Regions from separate parts of the Homo sapiens genome. Here regions 2 and 3 are each linked to region 1. A link is a loop called in an ENCODE intact Hi-C map of the cell type or tissue named here. Cell type or tissue: endothelial cell of umbilical vein. All regions are shown on one strand. Links, peaks and the distances in the headings refer to the core of each region. The heading gives the core; the rest is flanking DNA.

The links. Peaks named below come from ENCODE experiments on the same cell type or tissue, not always from the same donor. Only the 100,000 strongest peaks of a DNase experiment are listed, where the experiment ranks them.
Region 2: a loop joins it to region 1, with 11 times the contacts of the local background. A loop is called at or near these places in 95 of 110 quality-filtered maps.
Region 3: a loop joins it to region 1, with 7 times the contacts of the local background. A loop is called at or near these places in 6 of 110 quality-filtered maps.

The regions. Positions count from the first base shown.
Region 1 is chr9:114,736,078-114,742,355 of GRCh38, forward strand. No RefSeq gene overlaps it. Among named protein-coding and RNA genes, the nearest start is that of TEX48, 57 kb to the left of the region's middle. RefSeq lists an enhancer at 2,909-2,958. In endothelial cell of umbilical vein, for the core only: a CTCF peak has its summit at 2,973 (motif pointing right); a DNase peak (open chromatin) is centred at 3,004; H3K27ac peaks cover 324 bases.
Region 2 is chr9:115,011,693-115,015,692 of GRCh38, forward strand. No RefSeq gene overlaps it. Among named protein-coding and RNA genes, the nearest start is that of TNFSF8, 83 kb to the left of the region's middle. RefSeq lists an enhancer at 2,399-2,588. In endothelial cell of umbilical vein, for the core only: CTCF peaks have their summits at 2,500 (motif pointing left) and 3,544 (motif pointing left); a DNase peak (open chromatin) is centred at 2,489; H3K27me3 peaks cover 167 bases.
Region 3 is chr9:114,803,946-114,807,945 of GRCh38, forward strand. It overlaps TNFSF15 (TNF superfamily member 15), which reads right to left and starts at 2,094. Exons shown (of 4, transcript NM_005118.4): 1 at 1,858-2,094. The coding sequence starts at 2,067. In endothelial cell of umbilical vein, for the core only: no CTCF peak of the experiment used is centred there; DNase peaks (open chromatin) are centred at 776 and 1,906; H3K4me3 peaks cover 1,742 bases; H3K27ac peaks cover 2,613 bases.

The DNA.
Region 1 (6,278 bases), core at 950-4,949:
GACACAGTGCTAAAAACTCTAGCTGAGGCTGAGTTAATCCTCATGACAACAATATGATACTGATGTTATTCTCTACATTTCTCAAGTTTAGGGGAATGAGACCCAGAATGAATAACATTCAAGATCACACAGGTAGAAGAGACAGCAGAGTTGGGTCTCTAATCCAGGTCTGTCTTACTCCCAAGCCTTTATTCTTTCTAAAAATATCATATTGCTTTCAGAAGGAGAAAAAGCCAAATGTGCTTCCAATGTGGTATTACTTCCCATCAGGCTCTGATTAAGTATCTGTGCCTATGTTGCTAGAAGGAGGCAGAGTGACACAAAAATGTTTAGAACGATTATGAAAACTTAATTTAGATGTGCCTCTGGGGGGATACCACCCAGGGCTCAAACCCAAAACAGAACCTTTTGAGTGATTTTTGACTTTTGATACCCGAAGTCCTAGTCCCTGCTGGAATTTAACTAGGATGATAAGGAAGTTGGTCTGCATACACATATGTAATTGATGATCTTCAGAGTGGGGTTGGGTTTAAAAGCATAGACTCTGAAGTTGGGTGGACTTGAGTTCAACCCTGGCTCTTCCACTTATGAGTTGTGCGATCTTGGATAAGTTACTTAACCTCTCTGAGCCTAAGTTTTTCCATCTTTGGAGTGGTAATGATTAACAGTGACATCTTTATAGAGTTTTTGTGATGATTGATTCAACTCATGCAAACCTCATAAAATAATGCTGCTATCAGCTATTGTTAGTATTGAGTGATAATAGTAAAGAGACAGAGCAGTGAATCAGGCTAAGCTTCAGGGATTCGTCAAGAAATGAGAGGAATGGCCAGGTTATTCCACTGTGGGTGATTAAAAATCTGTACATTTGTGTTGCTTTGTGATCTTTGGACAAAGTCCACTAGATCAGTGGTCCCCAACCTTTTTGGCACCAGGGACCGGTTTTGTGGCAGACATTTTTTTCCACTGACAAGGTTGAGGGGATGGTTTCGGGATGAAACTGCTCCACCTGAGATTATCAGGCATTAGATTCTCATAAAGAGTACACAACCTAGATCCCTCTCATGCGCAGTTCATAGTAAGGTTTGTGCTCTAATGCTGCTGCTGATCTGACAGGAGGGGGAGCTCAGGTGGTAATGCTCGCCCAGCTCCTGCTGTGTGACCTGGTTCCTAACAGGCCACAGACAGTACCAGTCCACTGCCTGGAGGCTGGGGACTCCTGCACTAGATTCTCTCAGTAGCCCTGCAAAGCTAGCAGGGCCTACCTGATGGCCCTCTACTATCAACGAGAAAGCTAGGCCATGCAGAGAGTGGGAGGACAAGTGACTCACTCAAGGTTTCTCTTGCTTTTTCTTTCTCTTCCTTCCTTCCTTTCTGCCTTCCCTCCCCTCCTCTCCCTTCCTTCCTCTCCCCTCCCTTTCCCTCCCCTCCCCTCCCCTTCTGCCTCTCCCTCCCCCCTTCCCCTCCCTCCCTCCCTACCTTCCTTCCTTCCTTCCTTCTTTGCTTTCTTTCTTTTCTATCCTTCCTTCCTTTCTTTTCTTTTTTTCAATTGATGAATAATAATTGTATCTGTTTAAGAGGTATAATGTGATGGTTATATATATACATGTCATAAAATATTAAATCAAACTAATTAACATATCCATCACCTCACCTACTTACCACTTTTTCCCCCACCTGCTCTTTCTGGGGACAGAACTCAGGTGGCTTATTTGAATCCTACTTTGGTTGAAGTTTTCCGTGTGTGTGTGTGTGTGTGTGTGTGTGTGTTTATGTGTGTTTAGTTTCCAAAGGGACTTAGAAAATAAAGACTTCCAAAAATCCCATTAAAAAGGACATTTCCTCTCCATTGCAAAGACCCAACATGACCGCTTCTTTCGGCATTTATTAAAATGGCAAATTGGAACTGCTTGAGTGTGGGTTCTTATGGAAATCATGCGTGGGCTGGCAGCTGTGTTGGCATGAGGAGGGTTTGCTTTGAAGCCCTCTGAACTGTTCTAGCTTCATAGATAAACACCTGTGGCAGAGATTGGTCTTTAAAATAAAGGGTCTTTCTCTAACTTGTGTAGAAATCAGGTATTCTGTTGTTCTTTTCTCTTAGAATTATCCAGTTATGCTTACTAGTGTTTTCTTTTTTTTTTTTTTTTTTAAATGGAGACGGAGTCTCACTCACTCTGTCACCCAGGCTGGAGTGCAGTGGTGTGATCTCAGCTCACTGCAACCTCCGCCTTCCAGGTTCAAGCCATTCTTCTGCCTCAGCCTCCCAAGTAGCTGGGACTACAGGCACACCACCACCACACCCAGCTAAGTTTTGTATTTTTAGTAGAGACGGGGTTTCACCATGTTGACCAGGATTGTCTCGATCTCTTGACTTCGTCATCCACCCACCTCAGCCTCCCAAAGTGTTAGGATTACAGGCGTGAGCCACCACACCCAGCTGAGAAGTGTTTTCTTTCCATGTTTCCAAGAAGTTGCCATAGTTATAGCTTGGGTTATTTGTACCAAAAGCAAAACATTAACATGGTACATTTTAAAGAGAATAACATAACTTTTTGACAATATAACTGGGTGGGGAAATTACCCAATCTTGGGCAGAATCCAGCTAACCTGCTGCTGCTGACAGCATGGCTGAGCTGGGTCAAGGGCTCAGGGATGTAGGGATATGAACCACAAACATGAAGGTTTGGTGTTTCATGGCAGAGAGAAGGACCTTGGCCCTGGATGGGGGTCGAGGGTTTGAGGTCTGGCCTTGGCTCTGACAGTTGTCCTTGGTGTGACCTTAGGCAAGTCACTCTCACTCTTGGGTCTTTCATTGTCCCATCAGTAAATGAGGATGTTAGACTAAATGGTGTCAAAGATCTCTTTCACTTCTGAAATTCCACGATTCTGTGAGTTCTGTTTTTGTAGCCTTGCAGCCCGTTTGAAAACCATACCCTTTCCATTTAAGCCCACCAGAGGGCGATATGCCCCACGTGTTGGTCCTGCCCCGGTCCAAGAGACCTAATCACTGGGTTAAGTGCCTTAGAAGAGGAAGCCATGACTCAATCCCTGCTTCTAGGGAAGAGAGATGGAAGTGGACACTATTTAAGTTGCTTCTTGGATCTGCGATTGACCAGGGCTCTTCACGTCCATTTTCTCTTTGATTTCATGTCAGTTCCCTGGGCCACATGCCAGTTTCTTATTTCACAGGGAACCAAGACTTAAGGAATTGAAAGGACTTACCTTGGACTAGGTGGGTTTCCAGTGGTAGGCCCAAGACCTTACCTCTCCATCTGTGACTTGTCCTTCTGGGCCTTTTCCAGTGGATCTCAAGAGGCTGCCTCTGTTTCTAAGGGGCTCCTGCTGAACTAATAAGACAATTTACACATGAGTTGATTAAGGCAAAATACGAAACCGTATTAGAGTCAGGACTAGGAGCTACACTGCATGGATAGACAAACACTTCTTTCCAATGAAGCTCTTCTTCTGGGATTTGGACTAAATGATCTGTTAAATGTGAACTTCCATAGGAACTATAATGGTCTTGATTCTATGTTGCAGACAGTGGAATCCACTCTGGCTCATTTAAGTAGCAAAGGAATTTTTGAAAGGGTATTAGGAAACTCTCAGAATCTCCAGGAGAGGCAGAGAGTGAGAATCTGAAATTATGTAGCCAGAAACCATGACTAATTCCAATGTGGGGGCTTTTCTAGAAAAAAACCCACTGCTACATTTGCTTGCCCCCTCAGATGTTCGGAATTGGGCACATCATGGAAACTAATATTGACTGAGCATCTCCTATACAGTGGGCTTTGTGCTGGGCATGTATCTTATTTAATCCTATGGGATGGGTATGGTTATCCCTAATTTATATATAAGGAATGCAGGCTTGGGGAGTTTGATGACTTGCTCAATGAAACCCACCTCTCTCTGACTTCAAAATCTAGGCTCCAACAGAACAAGAGAATATGGACTTTGGGTTGAAACTAGGAACCACCACTAGTCCCCAAAGGGCAAATTCAAGGGAGGAGGGACTTTCTCTGTGTTTCTTACTGCCTTTGTAACTCTTTTATTGTCTAGTAATTTGGAAGAAGAGGAGCACAAAGGAATGTTAAATTCTAATTTTCTATTATTATTTTTTGCCTCTGGTTCTTCTGATCAGTAGAAATAGCTGCAAAGGAAGGGAGTCTTTCCCATATGATGCTTTGTGGGCATTACTTGGATCTCTCTTTGAATAAAAAATTGTTGGACTTGGAAGAGACCATGACATAGATTTATTCAATCTTGTTAGTTTATGAACTGGGAAACTGATTAGAAAACTACTTGCCCAAAGTCATATACTGTAATAAGATAATGGCTTTCATGCATTCAACAAATGTTCAATGAGTTGCCTACTACTTGCCAGTAAATGGACACAGTGTAAGATAGACAACTTCTCTGTTGCCATGAAGCTTTATATAAACAGAGATCCTAGAGGTAGCTTCACTTGTAGTTCTCCAACCTTCAAATAATCTGAAACAAAAATACTTTTCGCTCTTGGCTAGCCACATGTAGAAGAATGAAATTGGATCCTCATCTTATACAAAAATCAACTCAAGATGGATTAAGAATTTAAACCTAAGACCTGGAACTATAAAAATTCTAGAAGATAACATTGGAAAAACCCTCCTAGACACTGGCTTAGGCAAGGATTTTGTGACCAAGAACCTGCAAGCAAATGCAATAAAAACAAAGATAAATAGTTGGGACCTAATTAAACTAAAGAGCTTTTGCAAGGCAAAAGGAACAGTCAGCAGACTAAACAGAAAACCCACAGAATGGGAGAAAATCTTCACAATCTGCGCATCTCACAAAGGACTAATATCCAGAATCTACAACAAACTCAAATCAGTAAGAAAAAAACAGACAATCCCATCAAAAAGTGGGCTAAGGACATGAATAGACAACTGTCAAGATATACAAATGGCCAACGAACATATGAAAAAATGCACAACATCACTAATGATCAGAGAAATGCAAATCAAAACCACAATGCGATACCACCTTACTCCTGCAAGAATGGCCATAATAAAAAAAGCAAAAAACAGTAGATGTTGGCATGGATGCGGTGATCAGGGGACACTTGTGCACTGCTGATGGGAATGTAAGCTAGTACAGCCTCTATGGAAAACACTGTGGAGATTCCTTGAAGAACTAAAAGTGGAACTACCATTTGATCCAGCAATCCCACTACTGGGTATCGACCCAGAGGAAAAGAAGTCATTATTTGGAAAAGATACTTGCACATGCATGTTTATAGCAGCACAATTCATGATTGCAAAATCGTGGAACCAACTCAAATGCCCATCAATCAACAAGTTGATAAAGAAACTGTGGTATATATAGATGATGGAATACTACTCAGTCATAAAAAGAAATGAAAAAAGGCCACTGCATTTGCAGTGACCTGGATGAGACTGGAGACTATTATTCCAAGTGAAGTAACTCAGGAATGGAAAACCAAACATCGTATGTTCTTACTGATATGTGGGAGCTAAGCTATGAGGACACAAAGGCATAAGAATGATACAATGGACTCTGAGGACTTAGGGGGAAGAGTGGGAAGGGGGTGAGGGATAAAAGACTACAAATAGGGTGCAGTGTGTACTGCCTGGCTGATGGGTGCACCAAAATCTCACAAATCACCATGAAAGAACTTACTCTTGTAACCAAATACCACCTGTACTCCAATAACTTATGGAAAAATGAAATAAAAAAATAAAATTTAAAGTAAAAAACACTTTTGGCTCTTTTTCTTAATTTTTTTTAAACAATAAAGATAAAATGACAATTTTATCCAATGGCAGATAAATAGAAAAAAGTTTAACTATATTAGTTATCAAAAAATACAAACAAACCTTTTTTCCTTATCGATTTGCAAATATTTAGAAAAAAAAGACTGCCCAATGACGATGAAAGAATGTGGAATTCCACCGTCTCATACACTATTGACATAAATATAAATTAGCTTTTGTGAAGGAAAAAATTTGCAATATGTATCAAAACATTCTTGACCCAGAATTTACTTCTTAGATTATCTCCTGGAAAAATAACTCTGAATGTGTATGAAGATACATCAAATAAGGATCACAGTGTGATGTATAATAAACAGCAAAATCTGGCAATAATCTAAATGTTCAACATCTGATTGATTATATAATGTATGCTACAGCCACTCTATTGGTCAGGATTAGATTTGGCCATGTGTAACAGAAAATCCTAAATAACAGTAACTTAAACATAAATGGATTTGCCCTTTT
Region 2 (4,000 bases), core at 1-4,000, 270 kb after region 1:
TTCCTGGTAGCCTGGTCGTGACCTCTGAATCCTTTCCAATAACCTCCAGGCAGCTATTATAAATTTATTTCTTAATATAGAGATCTTAATTGTGCAACTACTATGTTCAAGTGCTATGCATTGGGGATGCAGCATTGGAGATGGAGTGCTGAACACCGCAGCCTGCTCTGGAGCTAACCGAGACTTGCAAAAGAAAGATGAGCACTGAGCTGAAGGCTCTTTGATACCTTTGAATGTGGCTTTTTGGTGGAGACACATTTTCAAATCTGACTCTGATGCTCACCTGAAGGGTGTCCAGGTGGAGAGTGATCCTCAGCTCCTGCTGAGCTGGGTCTACTGTGTCTCTTTCCCAAACCACTTTCACACCCAGAAGATCTGCTCTGCCTTGTTCTTTGCTGGCTACTCAGAAAGCCCTGGTGGCAGAAAAATACATGAAAAGCCGATGCCTCTGGGGATAAGCAAAGCTTCATTTTACACTGGGAAACAGAGGCCTTTATTGGAGAAGCTGTTGAGAGCATAATCAAGTGAATCCAGTGTAGCTACGCTCCTACCATACCTGGGAAATTCCCCCTTGCTCTCTGCCCCCATCATCTGAGTAATCTATTTTAGTTAAAGATGGTAAATCAAAGGCTTGAAAGGTCAATTAATTTTGCCCCCTTTCCCACTGATCCATGAGAAATGGTGATTCTCAGTGTAAGGACCTCTGTCCTAAATTGAGAGAATGCTCTCCAAGAGACCACGTATGAAGTCTCTGGAGAAGTTATTCTGGTTGGAAATATAACAGGTTCTGTTTTTGAAATGACCGATATTTATGGTTTTTTTTTTTCTCTAAATATCCTGCTGGATCTCTCAATTGTCAAACAATCTCTGCCCATTAACTCGTCCTTCCTTAGGAGAGGCTGCCTCTGTTAGTTCTTAGTAGAACAATTCCTTTGCTGTTTCTTTAAATTACATTCTTAGGTTCCTATCTGTTGAGGTCATGGTGTGGGGTGAGTGAGAACTGAATTCAAATCTACAATGATTACCTGGTGGCTTCAGGAAAATCACTTCCTTTCTGAGTTTGTGTCAGCTTTAAAATGATGATCTGGGAATATAGTTGGCACTCAACAAATTGAATAGACAATAAGTGAGGCTACAGATGGCTGCATTCTCCTCTTAGGTCATATATTCAGTCAACACGTAATGATTGAGAAATAATAGAACAGGCTCTGTTCTGGGTGCTAGGGCCACGGCAGGGGGAAACATACAAAGTGCCTGCTGTCATGGAGCTTGACTCCTAGAAAGCATGCACATACATAGGTAAGCCAGTACTGTGTCAGGTGGAAAATGCACTATGAGTACTGGGAATGGGGAGGGTTGTTTGTGTGTGCATGTGTGATCTTGCACATATAGGTGTGATGTGTGTGTGTTTATGTAGGATGATGAGGATGGTCTCGCTGAGAAGATAACATTGGAGATGGCTGAAAGAAATGAGTGAGCCATGCATGTGTTAGAGGAAAGAGCATTCCAGGAGAAGGGTTTGCTGTGGGAGTGCGCTTGCTGGGTTTGAAACAGCAGGGAGGCAGCGTGTCTAGAGTATCATGAGAGGGGGGTTGAGGTCAGGGAATATAGGCCTTGAAGGCTACTGTGATGTCTCAGGCTACTTTCCTCTGAGCCGTAAGGCCGGCATTGGAGGGGTTCAGCAGTGGAGTAGTAGACCACAGCTCAGTGTTCCTACAGGACCGCTCTACAGCTCTTTGGGGTCATAGACTGGCTCTAGGAGGCAAGTGCTGGGGACACAAGGCCCTTGACTTTATTCTCAACATTGCCCAAGCTGCTTAGAATAATCCACAGGGATCATCACCTAAACCAGGCTTCAGAGATGTAAAGGAAAACAACAGCAACAGCAACAGCAACAGGAACAAGTCCACATTTTTAGATGTGCCTCACCCTGTGCTAGTGAGTTAAGTGTCAGGGCAGGAGGATCAAAGCCTTCTTGCTAAGGGGCCAGAAACAAGCCAAAGGGACAAGCACAGAACAACAAAAAATGTGCATGTTGGGCCTTCACAACCAACAATACGGTGCTGTCAAATCAGGTGAATGAGTGATGGGACATGGATACAATGGAGGCATTAAACATGTTAGACAACGGTTGGTGGTCCTTGCCAAACCTGAATGGAGACTGGACAAAGGCCAGAAACTCCCTGTGTCTCATGTTCCTGTCCCCCCACCCCAGTGTACACCTGCAAGAGGTGATCAGTGAGGTGGTAGGGTGAGGGTGCTCGTTTTTGTGTAGCAGATGGGGAGTCAAGAACATAAAAGGAGGCCTGCCAAGTTCCTTCCCACTTCTGGGAAGGGTTCTAGCCTCTTATTGAGAGAAGGATTAGCATGAAGGCAAAGTTGTTTACCTAAAGATGTCTATGAGCCTAAGAAGTCCGGTAGACATCAGCCCCATCCACTTCAACACATCTACCAGGAGTGCCTGGTTAGTGCCCTCCCGAAGCCAGGTGGAGGCTGCCATCTGCTGGTTGACTTGAGGATTTTTACCCAAATGTTTAGTTTGCCTTTCAATTTTTAGTGAGACAAACCTGTGTTGACAGCATTTTCTCCAGGCAAGATGCTGTCGGTTTTCTCTTTTAAACTATCACAGATTCTCATCAGGGTAGGTACACTTCATGATCATTTTGATGGATGCTCAGAAGAATTAAGCAATTAGACCAAGATGATCCAGTAATTGGAAAACATGGGATTTGAGCTCAGCTCTCACTAAAAAGATGGTGACTGTAAAGAAATTGTTATAAACACGTTGGCTTTGCAAACTGTAAAGTGTTATGAGGGAACCAGTAAATGGCAGGTGCTCCAAGTGTCCTAATTGGAAGAGTGAATGAAAGAATAATTGTGCAGAAGGATGTTCCTTAAGGCATTGTGACTCAAGGAGTCAGAGAACCCAGCTTTGACACTTGGAGGCTGAGTGAACTTGGGGGAAGTCATTTCACTACTCTGAGAAACAATTTCTTAACCTGTAATTGCAAATGTGCTGGGCAAATGTGCTAGGCAAATGTGGGAGCTGTTTTTTTTTTTTTTTTTCTTGACAGAGTCTCGTTCTGTTGCCCAGGTTGGAGTGCAGTGGTGCTATCTCGGCTCACTGCAACCTCTGCCTCTTGGGTTCAAGCGATTCTCCTGCCTCACCCTCCTGAGTAGCTGGGATTACAGGCATGCGCCACCATGCCCAGCTAATTTTTGTATTTTTAGTAGAGATGGGGTTTCACCATGTTGGCCAGACTGGTCTCGAACTCCTGACCTCAAATGATCCGCCCACCCCAGCCTCCCAAAGTGCTGGGATTACAGGCGTGAGGTACTGCGCCCAGTCGGAGCTGCTTATTTTGACTGCATGTGTGTGGTTTTATTTTCCTGTAAAATGTTGAAATCCATGTTACATCCTGGTGGGATTGAAACAATTCTCAAGAAAGCCTTTTTCTACTTCCTTTACAGAGATTGTAATTCCTCTGGGAGTTCCCTAGGGAGGGAGGAGGATGAGGGGAGTGAGCCCTCTGCTGGTTGCTTATATGTCCTGCCAGCCCAAACCTGGGCAGCAGGCACATGCAGGGCACCCCTGGTACCCCATTGAGGCTGGGGGGCACAGGTGGCCAGGGGCACATGCATCTCTAGTGAGGAAGCAGGCTTTCTAAAGAGCAATGTTGATGATGCCATCTGGGGCTGAAAACCCTTGGCAACTCTCAGCTGGGCTCCAGGACGCCAAGCCTTCAAGGCAAGGGTCTACCTCCATCCTCACCTCTGCTCCCCACACTGTCATCCCTTGTGTCCATCCACAAGCCTCCCCTTGGCCTTACCACTGGTCTTCATTTCTAGCTGCAGTCACCTTGAGGGAGGCTTCCTGATTCCTTCCCCACCCTAACCTAGTGCTCCAGGAGTTAATGGGCCCCTGAATCCAGTCTCCCATATCCCTAACTAGCCTGCCTTAATTAAAACTGATGCCCACATCCAGGAAAAATCCACTATA
Region 3 (4,000 bases), core at 1-4,000, 67 kb after region 1:
CCCTTCTTTAAATCCCTTCAAACTCTTTAAATATTCTTCTACAAATGCACTTTCTTGAGTGAGCCAGCTGTTTCTTTTCAGGACCCTGATTGCTACATGAGCCCAGCCTCACCCCCATTTCCCTCTCCTTTTCTTCTGACACACTAAGAAGTTACAGAGCCTGGGCAAACCAGAGCTGCAATCATCCCCACACATCTGCTCTCCAGGAAGATGAATTTAATGATAATGGAATGGATGGTGTCAGCCTTATTCATTTCTTGAGCATCTGCAATTGGATAGGCACAGTGATAGATTCAGGTAGGGGCAGTAGCAGTGAGTAAAAAAGACCCCGTGCCTTCCTTCACCGAGCTTCCCGTCTAGTGACAGTGCATGTCTCCATCTCACCTTCTGGCTGGGCAAGTCATGGATCCTCCCTGGTCTGTAACATTCTGCTTGCTGGTCTTCTAGATAGACAAAGGCAGTCCTCGCCTTCTGCTGACCAAGGGCTCTCAGACATCATCTTGATCGTGGGAACCTGTCATGCCTCTGGGCTTCCTTCAGACCCCAGTGCAGGTTTCTGGAGGCCACTCAGTGTCTCATTCAAGGACAACTATCTCCTTCTGGCTAAAGAGGGACAGAGTCCCAGAGCACCAACTGGGCGCTGCAGTTTGACTTCCAGCAGAAACTGGCCCCTTGGTGGTCAAAGGGTCAAAGTCTGACTTCCCATGACCTGCGGTTCTTCTTTAACATAAACAGCATTTCCGGTTTGTCTGCATATTTCTACATTTTATGAGCAATGGCATCTGGCCATGAACGCTGCTGCCTGAATCACAGTCTGTTTGTTGACCCTGATGGGGCAGCGAGAATTACAGATTTTCCATGGCTTACTTGTGGTGTCTATGCTTTGAAACTGGCCAGGATTGCTTAGAGGCTAGGTTTCCAGTTAAACCCATTGAAAACCCATTTTTTTCCCTTTGCAATTTAATACTTTGAACTGAAATGAAATCAGCCACCATAGATTATGAAGGGACATTTTTAAAAAGGATATTACTGGAAAGACTCATTCCTTAGGTTTTGAGGTACATCTTTGTTGTTCCCAGCCAAGAATTATGTTTTCTTCTTGACACCTATCGCTGCCCCTACCATTGTTCTCCCTAGACTTCATATTCTTTTTCTGACTAGGCTTCTCCCAGGCCTCAGCAAGACCTTAGAGATAGACAACCAGGCAGGAGGTTCTTTCTTAAGCTCTAAAAAGAGAAAAAGTTCTAAACCCAAGAAAAAGAGTGGGTAAAGAAATTATAGCATCCACATATAGGAATGTGTATCTATAGCATCATGTTGTTGTGAATTCATTAGCATATAAATAAAATCATAATATATTAGCAGACTCAGAATAATCTCGTCTCATTAAAAAATCCGTTTTATATCTGGCATATAATTCTGTACAGAATTATATATCCCAAACTGTTAACAGTGGTCAGCTATAAGAGTTATGGGTAATGATGACTTTCTTCCTCTCCTTATCTGTATTTTCTAACTTTTTTCAATGACCGTGTTAGTTATGTAATTTTAAGTTTTTTTCTTAAATAAAAAGAATCTTCCCAAATTACCAGTATACTATGATTATAATTATCTAAAAAATATGAGGCTGAAGGTTATCCCCACAGTAAAAGAAGGGACTGTTCATTCCCTAGAAATATTGAGAATAAACACCAAATTGAACCTCTCCACCCCTCCCACTCTACATTTCCTCTGCATGTAGAAACAAGAAATGTGATACATCAAGAAACTCTATCCTCTGTCCAGAGCTGAAATAGTTGCCACTCACTGCAGAGAGTCCACTGCTCCTCCCCAAGGTCAGAGTGCCATGTGGCTTACCTGGAACTGCACACAGGCCTCTCCCTGGGCCCGGAGCTGGCTGACAAGCAGGTATGTGGTGAGTCCTGCAAGGAAGGGGAGCAACACCAGGCAGCAGGTGAGAGCCCAGCGTGCGCTGCTGCTCCTGGCCTTGGGCCTGCAGCTGCCGTGCTCTGGCAGCATTTCCACACTGGCTGTTTCCCCAAAGCTCAGTCCCAGATCCTCGGCCATGCTCCTGCTGCTCCTGGAGGCACCTCTGACTCCTGGGCAGAGAGAGCCCCCATTAAATAGAAGACCAGCTCTCACAGTGGGTGACTTAATCACTCAGTCTCCTCCTTCCCTTTTCCTCTCCCCTCCCCTCTTCAAGAGCACACTGTGGCCCTACCCTGCTAGAGAATGCACCGCCTACAACAGAAACCAAGTTTGGTTTGAGGAAAAAAAAAAAAAAAAAAAAAAGAAGAAGAAGGAGAAGAAGAAAGCTTTCCCAAGCATATTTATATACAGTATGCTCATGTGCTCCTTCCTTCGTTTACAGAAGGAAGTTAGGAAAGTCCCTGAAGGAGGAGAGAAAGAATTCATCAAGTCAGTGGGTGGGGCAAATTAAAATATACCTGTTCCCTGCACTGGAGGCTTACCAGCTGTGCCAGTCTGGGGAGTGTGCTTCTGGAAGTGAAAGTGAGGGATGAGAGGTGTGTGGTTTGCAGATTGGGAAACGGAAATCACATTTGCATCAGCTCTTTGCAAAGTGCTGCCTAGCCCTCTGTCATTTTGAACCTCATAGAAATTCATTCTCAGTGTACAGATGGGAATAGCAAAGTTCTAAAAGGTGAAGGCACTTGTCCTAGGTCATCCAAGGATGAAGACAGAGGAGCTAGGAAGATGACCTAGTTCTAAATCACGGCTTGGAGTTGTAACCTCTAGCACATGACTGCCCATGAAAGGAAAGTATTTCCAGTCTGCATTGACCATTGTTTAATCAGAGTATGAGGCCACAGATCGAGGTGACTGTCTGTGAGGGTAGAACATTAACCACTACTCCCTGATTAGTCTAAAGTTAATTGATCATGTGATGTGCTTTGCCTGCAGTTGGGTGTGGGGGCCACAACATGTAATAAAAGATTATATTTATTAAGTGCTTACTTTGTGCCAATCACTGCTCTAAGTTAAATACATCAATAAAATTATTCAATCCTGAGATAAATTTTGTGACAATAAAGCTATCATTCTCATTTTACACATAAGAAAATAAAGCACAGACGGCAAGTGGTAGAGCCAGGATTGGGACTCAGGCAGGCTGGCTGCTGGCTTCTTCACCATCACACTTCACCATAGGTACTGCTGGATCATGCATGTTCATAAATACCTGCACTGTCTTTACCCAGGAGTGGGTAAGACCCTGCAGTGAGGGGGTTGAGGGGGCTTCCTGGAGAAAGAGGTGGTGTTGGAACTCGGCCTTAGAGCTCAGGGAGGGTTGATCTCAGAGGAAAGTAAAGGACCCTGGGAAAAGATGGGTTCTAGAAATAATAGGAAAGTTTAAGGAATGGCCTGTGATGTACGGCAGAAACCAGTTTTACTAGCGCCTCCATCCAGTTGCTACTTCTGGTTATGTCACAGCCTGGACTCTTCAGGCTACTTGGAAAGGCCTTTCATGGCTTGGTCCCTGCTCACTGTCACCCGTCCCCAGTGTCCAGCCTCAACTTTTACTACTTTCCCAAGCTGCAGTTCCCTGGATACACTATTGACTAGCTGTACTGTTGCAAAATGGAAGTGTCCAGTCCTCTTCCTTCATATCACTATGCTCCTATGCTCATTCTAGCAAAGGATGATTTTCATGTCCCATGGCTACTCATTCTTGGTTTAACAAATCTATTAAAAAATGTCTTTGAGACTAACCTAAATCTCTGCTATTGTAACTTAACCTTTCTTTTCTATGCTCCTGTTCCTTAATTGTGTGTAGAAACCATTTTTGTATCCGCCTGCCTCCAAGATTGGGTAAGATGATCATATTCTATGTTCCTATAGCTTCCCTTTCTTCCCTATCATTGAATACCTCCTACTAGACTATGTTTGACCATTCCTTCTGTCTCCCCAATTAGACCATCAGGTCTGGGAGAGCAGGTACTAAGTCATAACCCTTCCCCATGACTATTGCTCCTAACTGTTA